Linked DNA regions of Homo sapiens: region 1 is linked to region 2. A link is an interaction called in ENCODE POLR2A ChIA-PET data of the cell type or tissue named here. Cell type or tissue: PC-3. All regions are shown on one strand. Links, peaks and the distances in the headings refer to the core of each region. The heading gives the core; the rest is flanking DNA.

Region 1 (15,301 bases), core at 4,189-12,188, 140 kb before region 2:
TGGCCAACATAGTGAAACCCCATCTCTACTAAAAATACAAAAATTAGCCGGGCATGGTGGTTTACGTCTGTATTCCCAGCTACTCGGGAGGCTGAGGTAGGAGAATCGCTTGAACCTGGGAGGCGGAGGTTGCGGTGAGCCGAGATCACTCCACTGCACTCCAGCCTGAGCAACAGAGCGAGACTCCGTCTCAAAAAAAAATAATAAAATACTGAACTGACTACCATGAGGTCATCCCAGTGGTGGCTTTTGTCTAGTATATGCAACAACAGTGGATATCTTCATGCATATCTATTTTTAAAAATTGACTATAGTAGGTAATACATGTACATTGTACAGAAAGCATAGCATAAAAGTAACATTTCTTTCTGTCTCTGCCCCCAGTTTCCCTCTTCAGAAGCAACCATGGTTACCAGTTTCTCACATCCCCTTCCAGAAATGTTCTACTTTCATTTACATATTTTGTCTCAGAAACACTAGCGTATCCGAAACACTGTTTTTTCACTTATGCTGGAGATGAATACATCAGTACATAGAGATACTCATTCTTTTTTATGTCTGCATAGTATTCCATTGTCAGACTGGACTGCCATTTATTTAACTAATCACTTACCGAGGAAGCATTAAGTTTGTCTCCAGTCTTTGCTGTTATATTCACAATATATCACGAAATCTTGGCATGCACAGACATTTGCACACGTGTAAGAAATTTTTAGAAGTGGGAGGGTGAAAGTAGGCTGCATTTTTATGTTAATACTGTCAGAGTGTTTTCTGTAGAAATCTTAGCTATGCACAATTATACTAATAATATGTGTGGTTCTGTTCCCTACACCCTCCCTGACCCAGGGGATTATCAAATCTTTACATATTTTCTAGTTTGATGTGCAAAAAATTGTATTTGGTGGTGGTTGTGACTTGCATTTCTCTTGTTATGAAGGAAGTTAAACATCTTTTTGAAAGTTTTTGAGCCATCCATATTTCCTGTTCTTTGAACAGTCTCTTCATTTCCTTTGCCTTTATGTGTGTGTATATGCTGTGAGAAGCATTATTTTCTTATGTATTTATAGGTACACTTTATGTATGATGTAAATTAACCCTTCTGGATGACTTGTAACCATTTTCCTCGAGTTTGCTGTTTGGTTTTTTAAATTTTGTACATGATATTTTTGTTATGTAGAAACGTATGGTTTGGTTAGAGTTGTATGAATTAATCTTCTTTTTTATGATTTCTTATGTTAGCTTTAAGGCTTGGAAGATTCCTGGAAGACTGGGGGGAAATCCTATGTTTTCTTCTAACATTTTTATGATCTTATAACTTCTTTATTTTGGGGTTGGAGATACCTGTTTTGCTTTTCTGAGCTATTAGGATAAATTGCTAGAAAGGTCAGAGGATATAACCAGCATTTCATGCAGACGTTGACTTGCTTGTAACAACGTCCTAAACATTTAGTTTGGCAGTGGCCCTTATTAATGTAAGGATTAGAGGCTAGCCAGCTGTTAAGCAGCCTTTCCACCTCCGTTTGGGAGATAGCTGTCTTCCCAGGTCACAGGTCTCCCTTTCCTTCTTCATCTTCCTGTTCTGAACCATCTGCAGATCTCTCCCTCTCCCTCTCCGTCTCCCTCTGCCTCTCTGTAGCAACATTTTCTGCAGGTGCCTTTACTTTGGCCTTTAGTCCAAGATAGGATTGAGTCGAAAGTTGGTGTCATTTAAAAACATGGTGGGGGCTGGGCGCGGTTGCTCACGCCTGTAATCCCAGCACTTTGGGAGGCCGAGGTGGGCGGATCACGAGGTCAGGAGTTCAAGACCATCCTGGCCAACGTGGTGAAACCCCGTCTCTACTAAACATACAAAAAAATTAGGAGGGCGTGGTGGCGGGCGCCTGTAGTCCCAGCTACTCGGGAGGCTGAGGCAGGAGAATGGCGTGAACTCGGGAGGCGGAGCTTGCAGTGAGCGGAGATCACAACACTGCACTAACTGTCTGGGGGACAGAGCCAGGCTCCGTCTCAAAAAACAAAAAACAAAAAACAAAAAAACATGGTGGACTTTCTGAATCTTTGTCCTGAGGTTGCCACAAACTGGTGGTGTGTGGGAGCCAGCTTGGCTTCTATTGACTCTGAGCCTGCTGCACGTGTCTATCCAACTTCACATTCAGTAATGTCATGCTGGCAGCTTGAAATTCACCATGGTGGGAGCATTTACACCATAGGAATTGGCAAACAGTGGAGATCAGGGTTTTTTTTCTTCATAGAGCCGGTTGTTAAACATTTATCACACTAATGAGTGTGACCCTGGACCACTTGAAAAAATTTTTTTGGCCGGGCGCGGTGGCTCACGCCTGTAATCCCAGCACTTCGGGAGGCCGAGGGAGGTGGATCACCTGAGGTCAGGAGTTCAAGACCAGCCTGACCGACATGGTGAAACCCCGCCTCTACTAAATATACAAAAATTAGCTGGGCATGGTGGTGGGTGCCTGTAATCCCAGCTACTCAGGAGGCTGAGGCAGGAGAATCGCTTGAACCCAGGAGGCAGAGGTTGCAGTGAGCCAAGATTGCGCCATTGCACTCCAGTCTGGGCAACAGAGTGAGACTCCATCTATCTCAAAAAAAAAAAAAAAAAAAGAGAGAGAGAGGCCAGGCATGGTAGCTCATGCCTGTAATCCCAGCACTTTGGGAGGCCGAGGTGGGTGGATCATGAGGTCAGGAGATGGAGACCATACTGACTAACACAGTGAAACCCCATCTCTACTAAAAATACAAATAATTATCCAGGTGTGGTGGCGGGCACCTGTAGTCCCAGCTACTTGGGAGGCTGAGGCAGGAGAATGGCGTGAACCCGGGAGGCGGAGCTTGCAGTGAGCCGAGATTGCACCACTGCACTCCAGCCTGGGCAACAGAGCAAGACTCTGTCTCAGACAAAAAAAAAAAAAAAAAAAGAAAGTTTCTTTCCTCTCTCCTCCTTTTCACAGATTTGAGTGCCTGTTCTGAGCTGAGCATTGTGCTATGTGTTGGGGATACAATGATATGTGAAAGTAGACAGCTCAGCTTCCATAGAGCTTAGAGACTTCTGGGGAAGGCACACCCAAACTGATCAAGTAATAATCTTTTCATTACAAAGTGAGTTAAGCGTGTAGAAAGAAAGGGAATTGAGAGACTAGAACAACAACAACAAAACCCTGACCTAGACAGACTGGTCTATGTAAGAAAGTGACATCTGAGATGAGAGCTGAGGTTTGAGTAGGAGGTAGAGAGAGAGGCAAAAGAGGAGAGATGTGTGTGTTTTCCAGAGACAGCAAATGGCACTTGCAAAGGCCCTGTGGTGTGTAGGGCCTGGAATTGATAGCAATTGATATGGGAATGGGGGGTGGCGATGGCTTATAAACCGTGCTAAGAACTTTTCCTCTAATTTTAGAGCAAAGGAAAACCATTAAAGAGTATTAAGTGGGATAAGGGATATGATGCAGTCAGAGTTCGTATTTTTGAAAAGACCTCTCTGGCTGCAGTGAGATCTCGCGTGGTGGGGAGGGGAGGCTGTGCTGAGTGCACAGGAGAAAGCCAGCGAGGCCTGTAGAAGATGCTGATAACTCCCCCAGGGCTGACGGGGAGGCAGACACTCTCGGGAGATACCAGGGAGATGCCCTTAGCCAGCTGAGGTGAGGCCTTGGGAATGGAGGGCTTCAATGGAGGGCATGTGGAGTGAGACGAGGGCCTGGGCCCAAACACCGCACGTACGATGGAGACTTGGGGCTCTGTAGCCACCCATAGGCAGAGGGGAGGGAGGAGAGCTTTTGACAGGGAAAGGCAGCCTGACCAGAGGTTCTGGAGGAAACTGGGCCTGTTTGGGAAGCAGACATGCTGGCCTGCGCAGGGGTTCTGGGGATGAATAGTGGGAAGTCCTACTGGAAGCTCAGAGGCCAGACAAGGGGGCCTGAGCCTGTTCCCAGGGCTGTCGATAGAAAACTCGGGGCCTTTGGCGTGTTCTGCCATTTTCTCTGGCCCTCCTACTCAACAAGGGAGGATGCTAATTAAGTTTCCACACAGCTGAAAGACCCAGATATGTGAAACCATGGGGCTAGAATTTGCCTTCAAATTCAGCTGGCTTTGCCTTTGCTAATTGCTTAGTCTAGGTAAAAGATTGTCCTGGGCGTGGCCATGTTTAATATGATTATCTAGTCCAAGCCTTCAGTTTAGATGAGAAGGCTGAGCTGGAGGGCCATTGGCTTGTCCAAAGCCACCAACCTATTAGGGTTTGAATTCAGTTCTCCTTATCCTCTGCCCCAGAGTGGCCCTTACCATGGGAGAGGGGCTGGGAAGGGCTGGCAGGGGCTCCCACCCTTTGTGACTTCTCCCTGGCGCTGGCCTTTCAGAGGTGACCCTCCCGTTGTGCTTGAGAATGGTGGTTGCTGTATGTTTGGGTTTCTGGACAGTTCAGCTGTGGCTTTGCATGGGTGGACTTCCGCAGAACACCTCTCTGGGCAGATTTCTCTACTCTCTGTCTTCTTAGTCCCGGCTAGCCAGGCCCCCATCTTGTCTTGCTGCTTTTAACACCACAGGCCCGAGAGACAGAAAATAAGATGGAAACCTGCCCACATCACTTCCCTGCTTGAAGCCTTCCATGGCTCCCCATCACTGCAGCACCCATCAAGGGTGCCCTCAGCCCTGAGCCCCACATGTCTTTCCTCTCCTCCCCTGCCACCCCTCCTTGTTGTAGGGGGCATCTTGTATATATTAATAGTTCCCAGCCCGGTCTCTCTCACTGCCTTGTGCCTTGCTCATGCTATTCCACTTGCTCGAGCCCCTTCCCTCCTTCCTTCAGCCCCTTGGTTCCTGCTCATCCCTCAGGTCAGCTCAGTCTCCATCTGAAGGACGGCAACCAGCTGTCCCCTTATCCAAGCCCTCACTGGACCCTGGTTGGAAGGATGCCCGTCTCTCTCCCCTCCTGAAGCTCTTTGACTTTATGAGGTTAACACCATAAATGTCTGAACTCATCTGAACTTGATGTCATGAAAAGGGCAAGAGTGGCCGGGCACAGTGGCTCATGCCTGTAATCCCAGCACTTCGGGAGGCCGAGGCAGGTGGATCCCCTGAGGTCAGGAGTTTTGAGACCAGCTGGCCAACATGGTGAAACCCTGGTCTCTACTAAAAATACAAAAATTAGCTGGGTATGGTGGTGCGTGCCTGTAATCCCAGCTACTCAGGAGGCTGAGGCAGGACAATTGCTTGAACCTGGGAGGCGGAAGTTGCAGTGAGCCAAGATGGCGCCATTGCACTCCAGCCTGGGGGACACAGTGAGACTCTGTCTCAAAAAAAAAAAATAAAGGGGGGCAAGAGTGGCAGGCCTGGCTTGCAGCCCCAACTCTGCCACTTGTCATGGGTCTCTCTCCCAGAGCATTACTGCACCTGTTTCCTCAATGGTAGAATGCGGTCAGTGCTGCCTGACCTTGAGGGCCATTGTGAGGACAGACGCAGAACACTGGGAAGCGTGCCCCACCCCCACGTACCTGGCAAACAGCCCCCACCCTGGAAGCCTCAGGTGCCTTCCTTCCTCCCCTTGGTGGGGTGAGGACGACCGGGATGAGTCGTCTGAGAAGCACTTTGAGGGGGGAGGAGCTGAAGGCCACACCTGGAAGGGCGATTTATTCCTTGGGCGCTGCCAGGTGTCTGCCGCCTTCACCCAGAAACCGATGATGTTCGGAGCCAGGTATGCCCTTCAGACAGGAAGCCTGCATCCAGGGTGATGGGAGGAGCCCCACCAAAAAGCACCCTCTACAGGGTTTATGTGTCTAAGTTCCAACCTGAAAACAAAACAGGTCACCGGGCCACAGGGCTCAGAGAGAGGCCGGGATCAGAAAGCCAGGGGACCTTCCTGGGTAGCCAAGGCCTGGTTAGCCAAGGCCGGGAGAGTGGGGCTCTGCCTGGCGCTTCACTGCCTCCTGGAGTTCTCAGGCCAGAAATCTGAGTTTATGCCATTGAGTGGAAGATGAGCTGCATGTGTTTGAAAGCCTGGCTTGGGTGTGCTGCGTGAACATATGGCTCAGAGAGAGTGGAATTTGAGAGACGAGTTGTTGGTGACTTTGAGCTCATAGCAGCAGAGCTCAGAGAGCAAACGTAGGGGCAAGTTGAAAACTGGAGAAAGGGCTGGGGCCCCTTCCCACTTGCAGCTGAGATTTTATGGGATGCCATGGACTTTGACCTCAGTATTGTAGAAACCTTAATCTTCTGCAGGCTGGGGTTTAGTTGTTTTGTTCTTTGTGTCACTATTGATGAGCAGATCTCCCTCCACACAAGTGATTTAGAGATTGACAGGGACCTATTTGTCTGGGAAAGGGCAGGGGCTGTTGAGTGCATGAAGTGGATTCCTCTAAAATAAACCATTGCTGTGAGAGGATACCGCCAGCACGCGCCCACCCATGGCATCTGCATGGTATTGTATCCTGTCAGACCTCTCTTCGGTCTCTTTTGGCTACAAGTAACTAAAACAAATTTAAATTACATTAACAAAATATAAAAGGAATTTCTTGGAAAGATGCAGGGCAGCAGGTGGAAGGTGGGATCTGAGATCACAAAGTGGGGTGGGGAGTGTCTTTTAGGACACTCAGAAGCTATATCTTCTCATCCCATTCTCCAGAAGTGAGCTCGGTTCCCACTTCAAACTGGCTTCGCCTGATGCTTTTGCTCATGTGATCCCTGGTCAAGCAACGGCCAACACAGAGGTCAGCATCTCTCTGTCCAACTCCAGCTTCCTGGGTGCAAATCTGATTCCCAGCATGGATTGGGGTGAGGGAAAGGAGGTTTTGGAGCAGGGAGTGAGGTTACGCAGGGCTGGGGACTCCTTCAAACGGTGTGACAGGATATGGTTCCGGCTGTTCTTCAAGCTGGGGTGGAAGGGGTTATAGGCAGATGTTTCTGGCAATTAATTGAGGGTAATTGAGTATTGATGATTTAACCACTAAATGCTTTAAACAAAGTATTCTTTTCCCTCCCAGAGACTCAGGATGTAACTCACCTGCTGGCTACTTGAGCTGAGTGTGGAATTAGCAGGAACATACCTCCTGAGGCTTCTCTTCTAGGAATAATTAAACATGGCCTTAGATATTAGCTCCAGATCACCCAGGGATCTTGGAAGGAGCCGTTGGACAGTCACCAACACAGTGTTGCCAATTGTCACTCCCACCCCTGCCTTCACACAGGGCCAGTCTCCTGCTTTCCAAACATTTCTTCTAGTCAGGGCCAGCTACATAATTCGCAGGTCCCCGTGGAAAATAAAAATGCAGAGTCCCTTGTTGACAAAGTGTGTTGTCACCACTGCAGAGCTAGGCAAGGGTTTCCCCAAGCCTTTCCCAGTCTGTCTTCCTTGTTTCTCAGTAACTTCTCTGCCTCTCCTCCATTGTACTTCATGTCTTTTTCTAGATTTCTTTTGGTAAAAAGCAAAACACACTTTTTGAGGGCCTACTTTTCCCAGGGAACAGCTTTACAGAGCCCTGAGCAATTTTGTTTGGGATGTTTGGTTAGCTCAAGGTGTGCAATGGCATGAAGGAGCCAGGGAGCAGTCTTCCATTTGAAAATGCCGCTCTCTCAAAGTTGAGACAGTTGCTTTACTTATCTGAACAGAGAACCAAAGAGCTGAGTCACAGAGATGTGTGGTTAAGGATGTTAAGTCGTAGGAATGCTAGTTAAGTGTTTATCAGGTGTTTTTTTTTTTTAAATAAAGTGGGGAGGAGGGTCAATCCTTTATGTAATTTAATTCAACTAGCTAACAGTCGTGCTTTATTTCTTAGAATCATTTTAAAAATAGGTGCAAGGGAGATAATGCTGGCTTAAAACAGCCACAAGCATCCCAGTGGTCATATTGTATTATGGACGGGTTATGTACTTAGCATCGTAATTTGCACTATGGAGTGTTTCCTCCCAGATTAGATGAAAAGCTGCCTTTTGCATGTGTTTACAAGATGCTTTACAAATTGGGCGCCCTTGATTGCTATGTGTTGAGGAACTCCACTGTTCTCAGATGGATATACTTTAGCGTCTGCAGTAAGCGGATAGTCTTTGTCCTACTCTTTTTAAAACTTGTCTTTATTTGTAATTGTGGTAAAACTATAAATTATAAAATGTACTATTTTAGCCATTTTTCAGTGTACAGTTCTGTGGCTTTAGGTGCATCCTCATTGTTGTGCAGCTGGCACCATCATCCATCTCCAGAACAATTCCATCTTCCCAAACTGAAACTGTCCCCATGAAACCCCAGCTCCCCATTCCCCTCCTCTGGCAACCCCACGCTACCTTCTGCCTCTTTGAATTTGCTTACTCCGGGTACCTCATATAAATAGAGCATTTGTCCTTTTGTGACTGGCTCATGTCGCTCAGCGTGATGTCTTCAAGGCTCATCCATGTGGTAGCGTGTGTGAGCGTTTCCTGCCTGCCTTAGACTGAGGAATACGCCATTGTGTGCCTGCACCACATTCTGTTTGTTTGTTCACCCATCGGCAGACACTTGGGTCGCCTCTACCCCTTGGCTATGGTGCATGTGCGGCTGGGAACTTGGGTGATGCCCTCCTTCTTGAAGACAGTTCCGGACAATCCCTCCATCCCTCCCGTGCCCTCCCCTTCAGAGGCAGTGCTGCAGCTGCTTGCGTGGTGTCCCTGTCTTCCTCTCAGAACATCTGCCCTGGGCTGGTGTCACAGATGGGTAGAAGATCGTGTCTGCCCTGGAGAAGGGAGCTCCTCATGTAGCCGGAGACGGTTGGGAAATTGAATATCCCTGGCATGCGGCACAGGATGAGCGGGGCAGGGAATGGGAGCTGAGGGTGGGGGGTGAACCGAGCACATCCCAGGAGGGCAGGTGCAGTGCACTGTGAGGTGCCTTGGCCCAAGAACAGGACAAGGTGCAGGGGCGCAGAGGAGTCGCTTCCGTCAGTGGGCAGGGAAGCCCAGGGGGCTGTGGCATCTGAGCTATCCCCAAGGAGGGCTTGGGTTTGAGCAGTTGAAAGGATTGAGAGAGGACCTCTTCTGTGAGGAGCTGATGAAGGTGGGGAAGGGACATGTGCAGAGTGCAGAGAGGACGTGGCCTAGAGGAGGGCATGGGTCCTGACCCTGCAAGGCCCCCCTACAAAGCCATAGAGTCAGCCTTCGGCATAGCTTGATTTTTTTCCCCCAGTAGACAATGAGTCTCCTGAACTTTGTAAGTAAGGAAATGATGGAAGAACGAGATTTTAGGACTTGATGGGAGAGATCCAGGAGAGAAGGGCTCGTGTCCACCCAAAGGGTCTGTCCACAGCCCCTCAAGCCAGCCCCTGAGGCGCTGTACCTCCAGGACACACCCATGTTACTCAATGCCTCTTGAAAACCACCTGAACGAGCCCCCATCACAAAACTGTGGTAGGCCCCATGGTCCTACCTGGGGGCCACAGCCCTCTCCCTCTCGACATGTCTGAGCTCCTGCCAAGCACCTTCTCTGCCCAGTGCCCAGTGCTCCTGCCTCCTACAGGCCCCAGCCCAGCACCATGTGGTCTCTCCACTACAGAGGCTGTCAGGCTTGCCTGATGCCGGACCCCACACAACTGCTCAGGAATTTCAGTTGACCTCCCTGGGTGAGTTTCTAGGGCTGCAGAATACCACAGACGGGCAGCTTCAACTGCAGAGATGTATTTCCTTACAGTTCTGGAGGCTGGAAGTCCAAGACCAAGGTTCAGCAGGATTGGTTTCTCCTGAGGCCTCTCTCCTTGGCTTGTTACATGGCTGTCTTCGTGTCCTCACACAGTCTTCCCTCTGTGTGTGTCTGCGTCCTCATCTCCTCTTCTTTTTTTTTTTTTTTCTGAGACGGAGTCTTGCTCTGTTGCCCAGGCTAGAGTGCAGTGGTGTGATCTCAGCTCACTGCAACCTCCACCTCCTGGGTTCAAACTATTCTCCTGCCTCAGCCTCCCGAGTAGCTGGGATTACAGGCGCCCGCCACCGTGCCCAGCTAATTTTTGTATTTTTTAGTAGAGATGGGGTTTCACCATCTTGGCCAGGCTGGTCTCGAACTCCTGACCTCATGATCCACCTGCCTCGGCCTCCCAAAGTGCTGGGATTACAGGCATGAGCCACCGCACCCGGCCACTCATCTCCTCTTCTTATAGGGACCCCAGTCGAATTGGATCAGGACCCACCCTAATAGCTGCATTTGACCTTACTACCCTCTTTAAAAGCCCACTCTTGAAACACAGTCACATTCTGAGGTCCTGGGGGTTACAGCTTCAACGCTGGAGCTTTGAGGGGACAGTACAGCTCATGACAGCAGAGCTCCAGCATGGACCCTGAGCAGGGCAGCTCTGATCTGTATCTGCACCCGGGATAGTTCCCTGAAGCCCTAGGCCTGTGCATTCCCCAACCTGCTGGACTGGCCCTCTCTTGTGGTACCTGATCTTATCTGTGCCTTTTCCCTAAATCCCAGTGTTTTGGTCCTTGGACCCTAGCTGAGTGGCTCTTTATCACTCCCTTGCTTCAAATCCTCCGTGGCTCTCCATGACCTTTAAGGTGAAGTTGGGCCTGGGTGGTAGGTTTCACGGTCTCTGCCTGCCTCTCCTGCCTCCATCCCCATCATCCCCACAGGGACCCCAGAGCTCCACCCACCGATTTGTTTATTTCCCAAACAATGCTGTGTTCCCCCATGCTCTTCTTTCAGCCCAGAGTCCACCCCTCCATCCTGTTGCCTCCTTCAGACCTTCTTGGCTCCCTCTTCCTCCCTTCCCGTTTCCCACCCCTGCTGTCCTGGCCTGAATATATATCCTCAGCCCCTGGGCCTAGCAGGTACTCTGTAAACACTTCCTGCATGGTGCCAGTAAGGAGGTGGCGAAAGGGTTTTGCTCTCATTTGAGTGAGGTTGGATGGCTTAATTCTAAGATGACAAGAATAAAAGAGGACAGATTCGTAAGTTGGCTCAAACCTAAAGTCACATTTCAGTGAGCTATTGAAGATTAAGAAGAGTTATGTAGCTTATCTGAAATGGCAACTAATCAAACTTGGGTGGATCATACTGGGCTCTGGAGTTGATTATGTCTTTAAACCACTGCTGTTCAGAACTTTAGGTAGGTCACAGAGCCTTTTCTTCACGTGGAACGGGCCCATCTTCGTCCAGGGCCGCAGTGGCTCCGGTGCACTTAGAGTCACCCTGGGGAACTTTCAGAAATGCCTGTAGGACCCCAGCATCCATCGTTTAAAAGAAGTTCTCTGGACACTTTCCACGGGGTATGATTTTGCTCCCAGAGAACATTCGGCAATGTCTGGAGACATTTTTGTCGTTGTTGTCACACCTTTGGGGGCATGGGGGGAGGGTGCTACTGGCGCCTGGTGGGTAGAGGCAGGGGTACTGCTAAACATCCTACAGGGCACAGGACTGTCCACACCACAAGGGATGATCCGGCCCCAGATCCGGCCCCAAATACGGCAAGTTTGAGAAACCCCGGTCAGATCCGGCCCCAAATACGGCAAGTTTGAGAAACCCCGGTCTAGACTAATAAAAACACTCATTGTATTTCCTGACCACACCCAACAGATGGCCAAGCCTGTGGGGTGGGACAGTGGGACCTCTGCTCTTTAACCCACAGTACGGGACACATGGGTGTTCAGGCTGAGGGTGTTTCATCCTGCTGGGAATTCCCACAAGGCAGCCACGGTTCCCTGCCCTCTGTGAAGAAAGGGTTTGCTGAGCTCGTTATGGAATAAACAAAGCTCAGCAGGCAGCAGGCACGTTTAGCCCACCTAGGAAAGCATGTTTGGGAAAAGGGCCATAGTATATTTATACAGGAATGAATGTTGCTAATGACCAAGTCACTCCTTGAAGTAGGTCCTTTGAACCTCTACTTAGAATAACGGTTAATTACTAGAAAAGGAAACGTTTGTTTGGAAGTAAAAGGTACTTATTTTCAAAATGTCTCTAATTCAAACTAGCCTTTTCCATAATTAATTCCTATTACGGTGGTTTTATAGTGTTGTCAGCAGCAGGAAACTGGAGCTCTCCCGTGGGACACAGACACCAAGCGCTGGAGGCCGGAGCTGAACGTAAGCACTGTTTACGTTTGCTGAGTAATAGATCAGGCTGGTTCCCGCCAGGGGCCCAGGCAGCAAGCCTGATGGATCATCTAGTCCCAGTGAAACATCTGCTACCTGTGCCAAGGCAGGCACCTCGTGGCTTTGCCGGCTCCGAAAGTGAGTGTGCTAGGTATTAGCTGGACTGCTGGCCGGGGCCCCCTTGGGTATCCAGAGTGACCCCTTCCCCAGCAGGATGGGTCCTGCTTACATGATCGCAGCACTGTCTGCCTTGTCTCACTCTCTTGGCCCTGGACTTGGTAGCGTTGTCTTCCTTTTGGAGTGTTCTTGATGTTCTTGGTGCCTCTAGCACACGGCTGTCAATGGTGGTGGCAGGGGAGACTTAGCTGGGTGTCCTGGCAGGGGCCCATGTCTGACTCTCAGAGCTACTTTCAAGCAGGCAACAAAGATGTTCGATTGGAGCCCATCTGGCTAGAGGGAGTGAAATGCAAGAAGGTGATGGGTTCCCACAGGAGCCTGTCTGGGGCTTACCGGTTTCTGGAATTCTATTTTCTGGAGTCATCAAAATCTTCACGAAAAAATTAGCTGGGTGTGGTGGCACATGCCTGTAGTCCCAGCTACTTGGGAGGCTGAGGCAGGAGAATCATTTGAACCTGGGAGGCAGAGGTTGCAGTGAGCCAAGATGGTGCCACTGCATTCCAGCCTGGGCAACAAGAGCAAAACTCTGTCTCAAAAAAAAAAAAAAAAAAATCTAGTAAGTTCCAGAGTGGGTTTTTAAAATTATTATTATTTATTTATTTATTTTTTGAGACGGAGTCTCGCTCTGTCACCCAGGCTGGAGTGCAGTGGCACGATCTCAGCTCTCTGCAAGCTCCGCCTCCTGGGTTCACGCCATTCTCCTGCCTCAGCCTCCCGAGTACCTGGGACTACAGGCGCCTGCCACCACACCTGACTAATTTTTTTTTAATTTTTTTTTGTTTTTAGTAGAGACGGGGTTTCACTGTGTTAGCCAGGGTGGTCTCCATCTCGTGACCTCATGATCCGCCCACCTCGGCCTCCCAAAGTGCTGGGATTACAGGCGTGAGCCACCGCGCCTGGCCTATTATTTCATTTTAAAAGAAGACTTATTTGTAATATTTTTCTGGGAAGTCCCATAAGAAACAACTTGTCAAAAGTGGATATTGTCAAGACTATGAGGGAATTTTGATGTGTGTGGTTTTGTTTTGTTTTGGGGTTTTTTTTTGGTTTTATGTGTTTGCTGATAATGTGGTTTAAGTATAAGCAAATGGTTTCACTGTTTAATTCATTTCTCGTTTGCCTTCTTGTTGTTCATCGTTTATAACTATAGTTCTTTTGGGGCAGAGTCTTAGATAAGTGACCAATGGGAGGGTGGTGAGGAAAGCCAACGGCAACTTTGATGATGAATCTCATTTTTAACAGCAGTTTTTGCGAAGCTGAAATGACCTTTGACAGCAGAAGGTTACCAGGCAATTTACAGACTGAGGATGTATGGATCATCTTACTGAAAAGAAGTTTTTAAGTCTTCAGAAGGCATTTTCTCCTTGAGTACGGGGAAGCAACGACACACAGCAGCCTTTCTTTTGCGATCTGTTTGAATCTATATAGCAAACACAGTGGTCTAGTCTTATAGTTCAAAATTATGTGGGGAAAATACTGCACCAGGCATGTCCTGAGCAGTGTGTTAACATTCAGATGTTTATTGAGCTGATACTTTGTGCACAGCACTGTGCTGGGAGCTGCAGGAGACAGGGAGGATGGATCTGTGAGTGTGCTTGGAGAACAGGTGGTCCCAGGAGACAGAGGCGGGGCCAAAATAGCCTGGCAGAGCGGTGCACGGTGCATGGAGATAGGGAAGAGAGAGTTGGGAATCCCTGGGATGTGCGCCCTGTAACGGGAAGGAGCGGGAGAAGACACTTATTTCAGTTAGGAGGAGAGAATGGCACAAGACTGCGAAGAGTTTGAAAGCTTGAGGGGTCAGTCAGGATGCTGCAAGTAGCAGAAAACCCTGCATCAAACTTGCTTTAAAAAAATACAGAAGGGCCCGGGCACAGTGGCTTACGCCTGTAATCCCAGCACTTTGGGAGGCCAAGGTGGGCGGGTCACCTGAGGTCAGGAGTTTGAGACCAGCCTGACCAACATAGTGAAACACCATCTCTACTAAGAATACAAAAAATAGCTGGACGTGGTGGCGGGCACCTGTAATCCCAGCTACCCGGGAGGCTGAGGCAGGAGAATCGAACCTGGGAGGCAAAGATTGCAGTGAGCCGATATCACACCATTGCACTCCAGATTGAGACTCCGTCTCAAAAAAAAAAAGTATAGATGACATTTCTGGAAGTCCAGAGACAGGACGGGCTGCAATCTCCAGTTCTTTCTAGTTCTCTTCTAGGTCATCCTCTGCCCTGGCTTCATTCTCACGCTGTATTAGCTTGCTGGGCTGTGTAACAAATACCACAGAAATGTATTCTGTTACAGGTTTGGAAGTTGGAGGTCCTAGATCCAGGTGTGGGCAGGGTCAGTTTCTCCTGAGTTCTCTCTCCTTGGCTTGCAGATGGCGTCTTCTCCCTCTGTCCCCACGTGGTCCTCCCTCTGTGTGTGTCTGTGTCCTCATCTCTCCTTGTAAGGACACCAGTCACCTTGGATTAGGGCCCGCCCTAGAGACCTTACTTTAACTTTAATCATCTCTGTAAAAACCCTATTTCCAAACAGGGTCACATTTTGAGGTTCTGGGGTTTGGATTCCAGCATATCTTGTTAGGGGCAGGGTGGACACACTTCAACCTGCCCAGGGTCCCTTCAGGGAGAAGGGAGGCAGTCGCATCTCTGGAGCATGGGCTGAGTGTGTTCTCATGTCACTTCTGCAGTAAGTGGGCTTTCCGTCCAGTCTGTCTGTTGTAAATCAGATGTGCAAGTGAGGGCAGCTGCCAGAACTTCCATAGGAGTTGGCTGCCGTGTTCACAATCCAGGTGGTGACAGAAGGCTGCAGGTACTAGAGGGAAGGGCAGGTCCCACCACTGCAGGAGAGGTAGCTGGGAACAGGGGTGGGAGTGTGGGTCCCCATCATAGGGGAGGAGGAGGGAAAGGAAAGGGGGAAAAGGGAGACGGAGAGGGGAAGGGGAGCAGGGATGGTGGAAGAGAGGGGAAGTGGGGAGAAACAGGAGGAAGAGATGAGGAAGGGAGAGGGAAGGGAGGGGAGGAAGAGTTCATTGCTGCAGGTTGGCTGGGCTGAGTGTTTTACAGATGCCGTGGCTGAATCCTGA
Region 2 (15,301 bases), core at 4,095-12,094:
CATTCAAGGGCTGGTTGTTTGAAAGAGCCTGTCACCTCCCCCTTCTATTGCCCCTTTTCTCACCCCGTGACATGCCAGCTCCCCTTGCCCTCCACCATGAGTAAAAGCTTCCTGAGGCCTCACCAGAAGGAGAGCAGATGTTGGTGCCATGCTTCCTGTATAGCCTGCAGAACTGTGAGCCAAATAAACCTCTTTTCTTCATAAATGACCCAGCCTCCAGAGCCTCCAGTGTTCCTTTATAGCAACACAGACAGACTAAGATAATGGGACTCCTCCAGTTTGCACCTCTCCTCTTGCACTGCCATCCTGGCCACAGCCACTCTGAGAGCCAACTTCAAGGCTTTCTCCCAGGGAAGCTGCTGTGGTTTTAATGCCTAGTTGTGTTTTACGGTTGCAGAAGTCATCCTCAAGGTCGCTTTTTGGCCGTCTACATGTGAGGATGCACCAGACAGATGAAGCTCCAGCTACCCACCGTGCTTCCTGATTTTTTGTTGAAAGTCATCAATTTCTCTGAGGCTCAGCTCTATTCCTCCCAAGTCCTGGGCCCTTGGCTGGCTTTTTAATTTGTGTGGCGTTATTACGTTATGTACTTGTCAGCAGAGATTTCATTAAGTTCCCATAATATGGCCACGCTGCACATTATCCAAACTAAAACAACCATCTCTGGGCTTGTTCAGAGGCTGACAGGCCAACGAATTCTTCATGATTTTGCAGCAAATTTAAATTCACGGAGCGCGTCATAAAACTTAAGTATTCCCTACACATACCCTTTGGGCTTGTGGCATTCCGCAATGCCTGAGGAAGCATCTCTGGAACACTGCTTCCCAACTTCAGTCACCGGAGTGCCGTCCAGGCAATATGGGTTTGCTGCTGTGCTGTGTCCACAGAGGTTAAGGGTGTGGGCTATCTCATCAGACTGCCTGGGTTCAGATCCCAGCTCTGCCATTAAATAGCTGTGTAATCCTGGGCAATGTACTTGAACTCTCTTGGCCTGAATTTTGCTATCTGTAAGATGGGGTTAATTATAGCGCCACTATATCATGGACTTGCAAGCATCACACACGGGGGACACTGGTGGGACAGTGTCTGTTGGTTGTAAATCCCGTCATGGGGAAGGTGGTGAGCAGTGCTACCCCCCAGTGGAGATGGTCATGTAGCTAAGGGGAGCCTGTCCCTTGTCTCGCGCCCAGATCTCCTGGGGAGTGCTGTCTTTACTTCAGTTCACTCCAGTCCCGTGGCTGCTGCTCATCAGAGCCCATAACACTCAGGATCTTCCACTCCCTGGGCCCTGCATCCCTCTCCTCTCCCTGCGTCTTCTCACCTCATTCCCAGCATTCGGGTTTATCAGCTTGCAGCTCTCTGAACACAACAAATGCACCGTCCCACAACCCCATGCCTTACCTCTGGGTCCTGCCCCACACACCTCCAGCAGTACGAGGGGATACAGGGCCTGCCCTGCAGCTGCTCATCTTCCAAGACGGTCCAAGCAGAGCCCGGCCTCTCCAGAGCCTCCCCTGACCAGCCCCTGGACCACCTGCCTGGGACTGCCCCCACTACAACCCACGCCATGCGGGCTTCTATCCAACTCGCTCAGTGGATTTGAGTGAGTAGTGACAAATCCATTTCAGATGGATTTGTAGTGACAATGCTCAGTATGTATTAGAAAAAAACAATTTGGAGACCCATCGAAAGCTTGGGCTCCCAAAGAGGCCCATACCCACTTCTTAAATCCTAAGGTCACACCACGCCTTTGTAAACAGTAATATCCTTGAAATCTTTTCTATGAGCTTTGCAATTCTCAGAGACTCTCTAGAAGGGGACTTGCTCATCATCACTTCTCATAAAGACATTTATTGGTTGTTGTCAGTTTTTAGGTATCCAAAGTGTGTTGCCTTTAGACCCAATTGGAGGATGACAAAGATGAGGGAGTGATCACTGAGGAGCAGGCAGAGTCTCAGAGCCCTGTCTGCCCTTGCACCACTGGGCTGCACACACACCCTCCTGCCTCAGGCTCTGGTCTGTGCCTGTGGCTTTGAAGTCTGGGACAAGGAGAGACTTTTCTCCTGAAGGGCAAGGGCTCCGTGGGCCCAGATAAGAAAGGGGAACAGCAGAATTGAATCCTCTCTGGGATCCAATGCCTGGACTGATGGAATTCCAGTAGCACCAATGTCTGCCTGGTATGCATAATGCAGGGCTTTATCTTTGTAACAGCATTTGTTAAATTAACACATCAGAATTGTACATATTTATGGGGTACATAGTGATGTTGTGCTACATTAAATGTATAGTGGTCACATAATAGCATGCAGCATATCCATTCTCTCAAACGTTTATCATTTCTTTGTGTTGGGAACATTCGATATTTGAAACTATATGATATATTATTAACTAGAGTCATCCTACAGTGCTCCAGAACACTAGAACATATTCCTCCTATCTCTTGTAATTTTGTATCCTTTAATCAATCTCTCCCTATTTCTCCCTTCCCCCTACCCTTCCTAGCCTCTAATATCCTCTGTTCTACTTTTCACTTCTATGAGATCATCTTTTTTTGAGCTTCCACATGAGTGAGAACATGCAGTGCTTAATTTTCTGTACCTGGCTTATTTCTCGTAACATAATGTCTTTCAGTTCCATCCATGATGCCACAAATGACAGGATTTCATTCTTTTTTACAGCTGAATAGTATTCCATTGTGTATATATACCACATTTTCTTTTTCCAGTCATCTGTGTTAGACACCTAGGTTGATCCCATATCTTAGCTTTTGCAAATAATGCTGCAATAAACTCAGGATGCAGATGTCTCTTTGACTGTTTTCCTTTCCTTTGGATAAACACCAGTAGTGGGATTGCTGGGTCATGAGGTAATTCTGTTTGTAGTTTTTTGAGGAACCTCTGTACTGTTCTCCATAGTTGATGTACTAGTTTACATTCCCACCAACATCATATAAGAGTTCCCTTTCTCCACATCCTTGCCAGCATTTTTGTGTGTGTGTCTTTTTGATAATAGCCATCCTAACTGAGGTGAGTTGATACCTCATTGTGGTTTTGATTTGTGTTTTCTGATGATTAGTGATGTTGAGCTTTTTTTAATATATGTTTGTTGGCCATTTGTGTCTTTTAAGAAATGTCTATTCAGATTATTGTCCATTTTAAAAATCAGGTTGTTTCTTTTTTTGCTGTTGAGGTGTTTGAGTTCCTCATATATTCTAGATGTTAATCCCCTGTCAGATGAATAGTTTGCAAAGACTTTCTCTCATTCTGTAGGTTGTCTTTTCAGTCTGTTGATTGTTTCCTTTGCTGTGCAGAAGGTTTTAGTTTCTCCAGGATCAGCTGTATGGTAGAACACAAAACAAGTCTCAAAAAATTTTTAAAAATCAAAATCATACCAAGTATCCTATCTGACCATAATGGACTAAAACTAGAAATCAGATAACAAGAGGAACATTCAAAACGTACAAATACATGGAAATTGAACAACATACTCATGAACAACCAATGGGTGAAGGAAGAAATTAAGAAGGAAACTAAAAAATTTCTTCATACAAATGAAAATAGAAACACAATATATTAAAACCTATGGGACACAGCAAAAGCAGTATTAACAGGCAAGTTTATAGCAACAAATGCCTACATCAAAAAACTAGAGCGATTTCATATAAACAACCCAATGATGTATTTCAAGATACTAGAAAAGCAAGAACAAGCCAAACTTAAAAGTAGTAGAAGGAAAGAAATAATAAAGATCAAAGCAATCATACATGAAATTGAGACTAACAAAACCATAGAGAAGATCAATGAAACAAAAAGTTGGTTTTTTGAAAAGATTTTAAAAATTCATAAACCATTAGGTAGACTAAGAAAAAGACAGAGAAGACCCAAATAAATAAAATCAGAAACAAAAAAAGACATCACAACAGATGCCACAGAAATACAAAGAATCATCAGAGACTACTATGAATACCTATATGCCAATAAATTCAAAAACCTAAAGGAAATGGATAAATTCCTGACACATACAACCTACCATGATTGAGCCAAGAGGAAATAGAAAGGCTGAACAGACCAATAACAAGTAATGAGATTGAATCAGTCATAAAAAGTCTTCCAAAAAAGAAAAGTCCAGGACCAGAGGGCTTCACTGCTGAATTCTACTGAAACTTTAAAAATGTAATACCAACTTTTTTCAAACTATTCCCCAAAAAAACGAAACAGAAGGAATTCTTCCAACTCGTTTTACAAGGGCTTTATCTTGAAGGCAAAATGGCACCACTCAAATGTCCATACTCAAATATGCCGCATTTTGGATTTTCCCTGGGCTGTCACCTCCTATCCTGGCTTCAAAACTGTGTATAGTGAGCACATCTCCGCGGTTCTCCCCACCCTGTGGGTAACACTTGAGGATAAATCAAGGAACAGGACTTGAGATTGCTGGGGCAATGAAAAAGTTATGTCCTCTTGTGGAAGCTCTGCCCTGCTCGTTCACACCACCTGCGCCCTCAGCCCTGGGCAGTGGCCCTTGGGGTACGTGGCCCTAGGGGTTGGAAGGTGGGGCTGCAGCTCCTCCTCTGCTGGGTCATCTGGGCCTTGTTCTTCATTTATGGTCTTGATTTTCAAAATCCATTTCCTGCCATGGAGTTCCGTAAGCGTTTGATATAAATAAATTTTAATTATTTTGAAAGGACACAAATTTCCACGTTGTATGCCGTATTTCAAAACTGTAGAGACTACCTGCGAAATCGCTTGCGCTGTCATATTACCGTATTTATATATATTCATATATTGTTTCTTAGATAAGCAAAAATTCTCATAGAAATCACAAAATATTTAGAATCAAATCACAAATGTATCTCAAATGATAATATCTAGATGAATTTTGAAGTCTTAAGTACACTTATGAGAAAATTAATAATAATGACCTCTATGTCTATCCTGAGAAATTAGAAAAAGATACTAAACCCAAACGCATCAGAAAGATGGAAATACTATAGATCAGAACTTAAACTATGGGGGGTGGCATTTGTGTTAGGTTGTTTTATTATAAAGAAAAGATCTGATTTTTAAAATACAGCAAAATGTGAATATATATAATATTAATGTCATGTATCTGTTTCTATTTCCTTGGATTATGTTATTCAAAATTAATTTTGTATAGCTAGAGGCCAGGAAAACAAACATTAACTTTGAGTATTTAAAAAAAATCAGTGCCTGCAAATGTATTTGGGACTTCCATGTGAGATGACCAGAGACCTTCTGTCCATTCCACACGGCCCTCCTGCATTCCACACACCTGCTCAGCAGGACAGCTTTTAGCTCTTCAAGAAGCTCCCAAGTCTTCCAGAGTGAGTTATCATTCAGATCAGACCATCCCAAAGGTACCACCGAATTCAGTGGGAACAACTTCATCATGTAAAACACAGTCACAAGCAAATAGAAATTTGGACTTTTTTCAAATAGGTATGAAGGAGGCAGTAATTATTAGATATCGATAGTGATGTGACTTTGAAATAAAAATTTTCTGCTTCTCACAGTCTGTTCCTGCTGCTACAACAAAATACCTTACCCTGGATGATTTATAAACAACAGAAATTTATTGCTCACAGTTCTGGAGGCTGAGAGGTCCAGGATTAAGGCACCAGCAGATTCTGTGTCTGGCAAGCGTGTGTTGCTCATAGATGGAGCCTTCTGTGTCCTCACATGAGGGAAGGGGCAAGGCACCTCTCTTCAGCCTCCCGTTCTCATGACTTAATCACCCCTAAAGGCCCTATCTCTTAATACTATCACATTGGGGTTTAGTTTCCAACATATGAATTTGGGCCAGGGTGAGGGAAACACCATTAATACTTTTTCTAGCTGCTAGATTCATTTTAAAACTCTCCTGAGTCCGGGCACGGTGGCTCATGCCTGTAATCCCAGCATTTTGGGAGGCCGAGGCAGGCGGATCACGAGGTCAGGCGTTCGAGACCAGCCTGACCAACATGGTGAAACCCCATCTGTACTAAAAATACAAAAATTAGCCAAGCATGGTGGTACATTCCTGTAATCCCAGCTACTAGGGAGGCTGAGGCAGGAGAATCGCTTGAACCCAGCAGGTGGAGGTTGCAGTGAGCTGAGATCACACCACTGCACTCCAGCCTGGGTGACAGAGCAAGACTCCATCTCAAAAAAAAAAAAAAAAAAAAAAAAAAAAAAGTCTATCCTGAGCTTGCAAAGCAGGTGTTCGGTACTTACAATAACTTCTTACCAGCATCAGTCGTGACTTTCCTGATACAATTTAACTAAAATAAAGTGGAGTGATAACTAGAACACTGAGGGCTACAAGAAGCTAGGACTGTCATCTTGAGCTTTGATTTCTACTTTTTGTCTCTCCCAAACAGTCAAGGGTCAGCTGCCTGTTTTGCAATAAAGTATTATTAGCCCATAGCCACACCCACTCCCATACATCCACACTCAGGCCACAAGGCCAAGATGAGGAGAGACCATTTCACCCTCAAAGTCTAAAATATTGATGACTTGGACTTTTGCAGAGATAGCGTGCCAACTCCTGCTCTGCGCAGTCACGGTGTTCTCTTTGAGCAGCTTGTAAATATTGTCATAAATGTAAATTTATAAAATTAATTGATAATAAAACACTAGTTTTTTTGTATTGGGGCTCCTCACAAGATTCCATCTTTTAAAAAAAGAAAAAGATTCTGTCGCTTTGGTAAAACTCGAAAACCACTGCGTTGTGGCATCGTCTGAGGGACAGTGACAGGCGGTTAGCAGTAACGTGGAAATAGCTCTGAAGGAAACCCCGGGACAGTGAGCCTTCAGGTTCCGAAACTGAAAATAACTGCAGGTTGGTCATATTTGGAAGTAATTTTTTAAACGTAAAATCATTCTATTACTATTTATTGTGACAAAATACAACAAAATCAGCAGGCTTCCGTGAATTGTTTCTCCATGCTTTAGAAATCTATGGTTACTTTGAAAGGTATACACTGATTTCTTGACACAGCTGGTAGAATGTTGTTCATATCCGCTACTCTGTTACATTTGTTAAATTATTTTTTTATTTTTGTAATTGACACATAGTAATCGTACATATTTATGGGGTACACAGTGATGGTGCAGTACATAGAATGTAAAATGATCAGATCAGGGTAATTAGCATGCCCATCATCGCAAATATCACTTTTTTGTGTGTTGGGAACATTTTTTTTTTTTTTTTTTGAGACGGAGTCTCGCTCTGTCGCCCAGGCCGGACTGCGGACTGCAGTGGCGCAATCTCGGCTCACTGCAAGCTCCGCTTCCCGGGTTCACACCATTCTCCTGCCTCAGCCTCCCGAGTAGCTGGGACTACAGGCGCCCGCCACTGCGCCCGGCTAATTTTTTGTATTTTTAGTAGAGACGGGGTTTCACCTTGTTAGCCAGGATGGTCTCGATCTCCTGACCTCATGATCCACCCGCCTCGGCCTCCCAAAGTGCTGGGATTACAGGCGTGAGCCACCGCGCCCGGCCGGGAACATTTAACATCCTCCTCCTAGCTATGTGAAACTGTATATTATTAGTAGCTATGGTCATCCTACAGTGGCGTAGAACATTAGAACTTGTTCCTCCTACCTAGCTATAATTTTGTATCCTTCAACCAACCTCTCCCTATCCCCAGTTTCCCCCCACCCTTCCCAGCCTCTAGTATCCTCTGTTCTTCTTTTTACTTCTATGAGATCACTTTTTTTTTAAGCTTCCATACGTGGGTGAGAACATGTGGTTAACTTTTGTTAAGCATTTTTAAGGTCTTGATTTTTACTCTTTGGAAAAGAAAACTGGGAACGTTTCAGTGCCCACAGTTTTATCTCCCCTGATTGGGCTGATGCGTGTCTGGAGACTGACCGCCACCTGCCTGGGAAGCTCCCGGGCCACACCTAAGCCACACTTCCCGGTGCCGTGCAGAATCGGAAGACATTCACTGATCCCCTTTGTGTCTTTAAAGGATATTCCCCGAGTCCCTCCGGTGGCTAATGGCCACCCAGCAGTTTGAGTCTGCAAAGAGGCTGATCCTCCACTTCACACAGAAGAATCGCATGAACCCTGAGGGCGACATCAAGGGTGTGATACCAGGTGAGCACACCGCGGGCTGGCAGGGCTCAGAGAGGCTCCACGGGGCAGGTCCCTGACACCTGGGCTGGTTTTGTTGCACAAACAGCTGTTTTAACCAGCTGTGCAATTCTCCTGTGACCTTTTGGCCTGCACAAGGGCAATGTGGCAACCTTGACATTCTCTCCATTTTCTAGGTGTTGGTTTCTTTCATGATCAAGTCCAGCACACTCTGGATCTGCTCATCTCCTGTCTAAATGCAGAAGCGAGCCATGAGCCCAATATACACTGCTCAAGGGAATATCTGGCTGTCTGGCCCATAGCCTACCTGCCTGCCAGGTCTAAACACTGCCAGAGCGCTGGCTCAGGGTGTAGATGGCCCCTGTGACCTCAGCTTTCCTGAGCATGACCTTCAGAGAGCCACCATTGTCTTTACCTGGCCATGACCTATTTGTTGGGCAGCTGAAGACAGGAAAGGTGAAGTGTTTTTGGATAGTCGTTCAGATCCATAGAATTCCTGCGTGTCAGGAGCGTTACCACAGCTAGGTGGGGGTTCTCAACCTGGGGATCCACGTATCACCAGGAGGTTGTTAAAATCCAGATTCCTGGGCCTCTCCCTGGCACCTGGAGATCCTGACCTGTTAGATTTGGGATAAGCCCTGAGAACTTGCATTTCTAATAAGCACTAGAAGAGATTCTGATGCAAGTGGTATACAGATTTCCGTTTGAAGATCACTGGTGGTCTCGGCCCAAGCTCTGACTCACTGCCCTCACTGAAGACCTGGGATAAATTGTTGCTATAAAATTCCCTGGGAAAATAACCTCCAGGCCATCGTCCAAGAGAGAATATGCTCATTTTCCCCCCTGACCAGAAATGCTTGTGATCATGATTCATTCAGTAAACCAACACGTGTTTACTAGATGCCTGCTGTGTTTCAGGCGCTATTCTAGAGCAGAGAAGACACAGGCAAAGCCTTGCTCTCACGTAACTTGCAGGCAGGTGGGGCACACAGACAGGGAAGTTACACGTGCATACGTCAGGAGGGATGAAACAGCAGGGCTGTGGGATAGAGGGTGGCAGGGAGGGACTACAGTCAGAGTGGCTGCGGAAGCTTTGCTCCAGGGGCACAGGTGCAGGGGCCTGAGTGAGGTGGGAGAATGTGCCCTGCAGGTATCCATTTACGATGGGAAGGGATGCACGGGAACCCCAAATCAGAGAAGCCCTTGGTACCTGGACAGGCCTCTCGTTAGACTCCCAGTTCAGAAGATCGGGGACACTAGGTCACTAGAAGCTCCTTGGTGCTGCCGTAGCTCAGCCAGGATGTCACCCTCTGCCTCAACTTGTGCAGGGCCGTGAGAGTCAGGTCACCCAGGCTGGACCACGTGCTGGGTGGGGTGGGGCCTACCCAGGGACGCCTGAAGCTTTTGCTTCGCTGGACAGAAGAAGGACATGAGCCAGGTCTGGTTGACATGAAGGGTGCTGAGTGCTGGTGCATCTGTGGTCCCTTTTTATCCAGGGACAGTGACGAGAAACACGATGACACTCACATGGCACTCACATTTCAGCTCCTTTTCTAAGTGATTTGCAAATATTAATTCATATTTAATATTTAGCCCCCAAGTGCTTCACGTGTATTATTTCTCCATGACAGCCTATGAGAGAGGCACTATAATTAGCCCCGTTTGCCGATGAGGAAACGGGAGCACAGAGAGGCTAAGCAGCTTCCAGAGGTCACACAGCTGCTAAGAAGTTGAGCGAGGACTTGTCCAGCAGGGGTGCAAAGTCCAGCAGGGGTGGCTTTGCCACGCTGCTCTAACATGAGGGAGAGCTCTGGATAGATACAAACTTCCCTGCGCTGAGTAGTGAGTACTCAATCCAGGTTTCTCCAGCGGGGCCATGCTTGCTCGTTTTGGACGGTCCAGATGGCTTTCCCAGATTTCCCCAGACCTCACTCGTTAGCAGGTTAATGCTCTTAGGCTTACAGTACAATTTGTTTGTGGCATTTCCCTAATTAAGTCATCACACTCTGCTTCTTTCACGTTAAAATATTGTCTGGGAATAGCTTGTTTTCTCAAATCCTAATTACACTGATTCATTTCCCTCCTATATTTGGAAAGTGGTATTAGATCCTTTTTAAAAATTTATTTCTTTGCTTATGAGTTTTGCTGGTGCTTATTTCCTTTCCAGAGTCCCAGGCAGGAGGCTGGGTGAGAGGCAGTTGGTGACATGTGACTTAACAAAGAGGATAGAGGCTTCACCTCCTTGGGGAGCGGTCCTCAGGTGGTGGCTCTGCCCCGCAGCCCTTCACAGTGGACTCTGCTCTCTTCCACCCCCAGCTGTCAGATGTGTTGATGGCAGCACGATTGGCAGGGCTGCTGAGTGTGGGGGAAGGCAGCGTGTCTTTCAGTTGCTACATCTCCCACTTCCAGCTTCCTCTGCCCAGGCTCAGTTTTCTGCATGGAATCTTCCTCCCATCACCCCATCTAATCCCACAGCCAACACCTGCTCCGAGCCTCGTGTCTGTCACCCTCTCGCGCCCTGGCCGGCTGGCTGGGCTCCCAGCTTTGTTCCATCCTCCCTGCCACCAGGTCACACATGATCTGATCACATCACCACCGGCTTCAAGCCTCTCCAGTGCCTCCCAGTGCCTTTCGGGTAGACCCCAGGTCCTCCAGGCCACTGCAGAGGCTCTGATCTCTGCCTCCCACCACCTCACACCCTGGCCTTCGTTTGGCTCCCAGGACACACCACCGTCTCCCTCTCCACAGGTCCCTCCCGGTGCACACTCCCTGTCCTCTCAGCTCCCCACTCTTGCCTTGCCCAGCTCCTCAGAGACCAAGTCAGCCCCCAGTTATTCACTGTTACAACTTCAGCACTTCTCCCCGCTTCCCCTCATCCCAGCTACGACGAGTAATTGCAGGGTTCCTTATTACTGCCTGTCACCCCTGCAGAGCGGCAAGGCCAGGCAAGGCAGGGCCCGTCTGTAGAGCCAGACACTTCTGTGCCCCCAGCAGCAGCCCAGCCGAAGGCCTGACGCGACGCGTAGCAGGTGTGCCATGAATATTTATGGGCTAAACGAACCCAGGACTCCTATAGGAAGGAAGGGTTAGGATTGCGGTTGCATTGCCACTGGGTAAGTAAGCGTCTCGGGCCTGGCTGGAGGTACGTGTAGGGGTCCAGTGGGGCTGCTCACTGCCCCATCAGTACATCCTAACCTTGGACTTATGCCGGGGGAAAACCTGATGTTCTCAAATTTCTTATTTCCTTTTCTCTTTTAAAGCTGTCCTTGGTTTATCTCCTAGCAAGTGTGAAGTTCTTACTGGCCTGTGCAGCTGAGTTTAGATATGTGGGTGTGTTCCTGAGCATCATTCTCTCAATGTCAGTCCTGCAACCTTCATATCACATAACGTGCCCAACTGCTGAGAGCACTCCTGTGTCATTAGTTCCTGAGGTTTTGAGCGTTTAAAGCAGGAGTAGAAGGCCCGCTGGTTCCCAATGTGGCCGTGTGGCCAGCAGCCTAATGCAAAAACGAGACCCGGGATGAGTGCCACACACGGCACTGTGCCTTCAGTTTCACAGGCTGAGCATCCCTTATCCAGAATGCTCGGGACCAGAAGTGTTTTGGGGATTGGATGTTTTGGGATTTGGGGATATTTGTATGATACTTACTGGTTGAGCTTTCCAAATCCAAAAATCCCAAATCTGAATGCTCCAGTGAGCATTTCCTTTGAGAATCATGTGGGTGCTCAAAAGATTCTCAATTTTAGAGCATTTCAGGCTTCAGATTTTGTAGAATCTCAAATGGTAGTAATGTAACTCAATGTAGAATGTCGAATGCTCAAATGGTAGTAAGATAAGCAAAAAGTCACTGGACAGTGACTGCCAGGCATCGGAGGAAGCGCTTCATATGTATCTCATCTGCATCTGAGCTTCATGAGGGAGAGGAGCCATTCTCCCTACTTTACAGGAACAGAACGGGCCCAAAGAGGCTGAGCAGTGGGGAGCAGTAACTCCATGATACCTCTCAGTGTCAGGCTAGCCCCAGGGGAAGGACGGCAAATGCACTCCTGTCTTCTTCCTTGTGGGGAGCCACGTGCAGGGTGCAGGCATCCTCCGTCCTCAGCATCAGTCCTCTCCGGGCAGCCCCACACCTCACCCCGGAGAAGCCAACCTGCCCAGCATTGCCAGGATGCACGGCTGAGTCTGTGTGATCCGAGCGCCCCCATCTTAGCCCCATGTGGGGCTCCCTACTACCCCTAGCAATGACAGAGCTTGGGTTTTGTCCTGGCCTGCCTCACTCTGCCTTAACAATCTGTTCAGATCCTAAGATGACGAGAGGGTGGATATGTCAGGCCACCTCCACGTTCCACGCTAGGTACCTTGCCCAAGTCACACCACCTGTAAGTGATGAAAGCAAGGTATGACCCCAGGCAGGCTGCACAGGGCCCTCACTCCACAGGCGACCGCCACGGCTCACTCAGAGGGCTCAGGTTAGGTGGAGCCTGTGTCTGGGCAGACGAGGACAGAGATGACAGAGGTCGGCAGTGCCCGGTCAGTTGTTGAAAGCTTGGCTAGACATTGAAGATTGTGCTGTCTGAGGTGACTTCGTGATAAGACTCCTGTGGACGCTTATCTTCCACTTGCTTTCAAGCACATTTATTCGAGTGGCCGAGTGGCCCCATTCTAAATCCGTCCCGGAGGGGTGAGGGGCTGTGGGGAAGAGGCAGCAGGTGCTTTTTCTACTTCCCAACACGGGTGTGGGGCTCAGGGCTGCCTCCTTGGAGCGTTTGGTGTGCTTTTTTAATGACTCATGTGGCAGAGATGGCAGCATCCCTTCTTCCCTTTCATTCTCTTTCTCCTCCTCCTGCTCCTTGTCCTCCTCCTTTTTCTTTTCTTGCTTTCCGTCTCTATAACTGATGTTTTTCCAATTTCACCCCTAACGCACTAGCATCGTCCACTAGGATGACAACAAAGCCGGTTTATCTCATACCCCCACGCAAGCCAATTCCAATTCTCCTCTGCGTGTGTTTTCCCTGCTCCTCCTGAGCCTGGTCTTGGGCGAGTGGCCACTGCGTCCTCTGCTGTCCTCGGAGGCCTGGTTTACCTCTCACACCAGATGGCCAAATGTGGAGAGGCCGTGCCCTCCTCCCAGCGGGTCAGCAGGGTCATCAGGGCCTCCTTTCCCTCCCTCTGTTGGTGAAGAGAAGCTGGGAGATGTTGGGCTCACTGAGCACGGGGCGGGAAGACACGTGCTCCCCGAGTGCTCCCAGAGGCCGCGCCGAGTTCTCCCATCCGGCCCTCAAGGCAGCGCTTCATCCTACTTCACAGACGAGCAGCTGGGCTCAGAGCAAGGACAGCGTAGCTTTTCCAAGGAGAGCGTAGCTTTGCCGGAAGTGCAGAAGCTGGGTTCCTGCCCAGGCTCATCGGGCCCCTCACAGCACCCAGACCTCAGCCCCGACCACACGGGGATCCGTGAAAATGTGGAGGCACAGGGGCTGCAGGATGGCCTTGGACATACCTGGCTCATCAAAATTCAGTCGGCTCGACGTGGGTTTTGGTTGGAAAATTTTCTGATGGCTCTAAGTCAAGCAGGCTGATGTGTCCTCCTCCTCCTCTGTCTCGAGGAGAGCATGGGAGCTGGGTGCTCGCAGCAGCAAATCCTAGATGCCAGTGTCCCACAACCTGGCCGGGCTCCCTGTTGCCCATTCATTTCCATGTGTGAGGAGTTTAGAGAAGTCTCTAGATGTCCATCTGATACCTGGACAGACAAAAAGGCCTCTTGGATTCAGCTACCATTGAGGGTGTTAGAACCATCTGAAGTGTCCTATAACATAGAGCGCTGCCTTGAGGGCCGGATGGGAGAACTCGGCACGGCCTCCAGAAGCACTCGAGGATTTGAGGCCCAGAAGAACAGATATAATGCTGCGGAAGCTTCATGCTGTTGTTGACAGGCTGGTGATGTGAGTAACTGGTAGTAAGATAAGCACAAAGTCATTGGACAGTGACTCTGCCAGACATGGGAGGAAGCGCTTCATGTGCTTCCTGAAAACATATCAATAGCCCTGGAAAGGTTAATCTAATTCCACTTAGAAGAATTCAGTTACCTCTGCAGACTACAGTCAATTTTTTAGACTGGGTTCTAGGTTTAATTTTATTTAAAAAGCTCAGGTCATAATGCAGTTGTTATTGCTTCTTTAACATCATACTTAGTAAACAATAACATATCAGGAGTTCAGTTTGGGGTATATACTTTTTAAAACTTTAAACTTATATGGACTTGCTAATGGACATTGAAATTTTCTTCTCGGAAGTCTTCCATGGTGAGAAAACGTAGCTATTACAGTTGGTTTCTGATGAGTTCTATAATAGCAAAGATATTCAGATCATTGGATCCAAGGTTTTCTGTTAACCATGATATTTTCAAGCTCTTTATAAAATTAGTTATTTTAACCATGGAGAAACTGTGCCTGTAGTCAAAGTAGCCCATTTTTGCTGAGGAAAAATAATGGACCTTGGGAGCTGAGAGGGTCCGTGGACCAGCAGCTGAAACGCCGGCCCTGTGGGCTTACACACAGACCTCAATCTTTGCACCCAAGTATGGCAAGGGAGAAAGTTCTGGAAACTCAGTAGACATGAGCTCCCTCAGACAAGTGAAAGGTTTCTCCTTCTCCCTTCTGTGCCCTGGCTGGTGACACTCAGTTCAAAAACAATGTTTGAATAAAAACATCATTGCTTTATTCAAATCCCTACGGTTTAGCAACACATTTTTTCTTCAAACTATAATGAAAGAGCTTTGTGACCCTCCTACCGCTGGATGGCAGGAAGGAGGTGGAAGAGGAGGGTTGAACTTGAGCCATCCAGGGTTCAGAGTGGCCCTCGGAAGCACAGGGCCAGGGTCCTGGAGACACAGCCCCCGAGGGAGCAGAAGGATCCCTCTAGAGGCAACGACAGACCTCCCAGTACTCGACTTCCCAGATTGCGAATGTCTGATACTGTCGTGGTACTGTTGTCGAAACTAAAAGAGTGACATTGGAACACTACCATTCACCAAACCCCAGCCTTTATTTGGTGCCTCCCATCATCGTGCTTTCCATGACGACTCCTCCCACCCGGGATGCCGCCCAGGACTGCGTCTTGTCCTCCCCTCTCCCTAGTCTCCTGGTCTGACAGCTGCTCAGTCTTTCTTGTTTCTGGTGACCTTGACAGTCTTGAAGAGTCCTGG

The links. ChIA-PET counts read pairs that join two places held together with the same protein. Peaks named below come from ENCODE experiments on the same cell type or tissue, not always from the same donor. Only the 100,000 strongest peaks of a DNase experiment are listed, where the experiment ranks them.
Region 1: POLR2A ChIA-PET joins it to region 2 with 13 read pairs; 3 of 35 experiments call an interaction of 5 or more read pairs at or near these places.

Annotation. Positions count from the first base shown.
Region 1 is chr6:3,435,216-3,450,516 of GRCh38, reverse strand. The region is part of intron 1 of SLC22A23 (solute carrier family 22 member 23); the gene reads left to right. Among named protein-coding and RNA genes, the nearest start is that of SLC22A23, 14 kb to the left of the region's middle. RefSeq lists enhancers at 3,242-3,788, 3,789-4,336. In PC-3, for the core only: no CTCF peak of the experiment used is centred there; DNase peaks (open chromatin) are centred at 7,606 and 12,066; H3K27ac peaks cover 1,647 bases.
Region 2 is chr6:3,290,892-3,306,192 of GRCh38, reverse strand. It overlaps SLC22A23 (solute carrier family 22 member 23), which reads left to right. Exons shown (of 10, transcript NM_015482.2): 5 at 7,975-8,102. Among named protein-coding and RNA genes, the nearest start is that of PSMG4, 40 kb to the right of the region's middle. RefSeq lists an enhancer at 8,988-9,488. In PC-3, for the core only: a CTCF peak has its summit at 10,397; a DNase peak (open chromatin) is centred at 9,002; H3K27ac peaks cover 1,676 bases.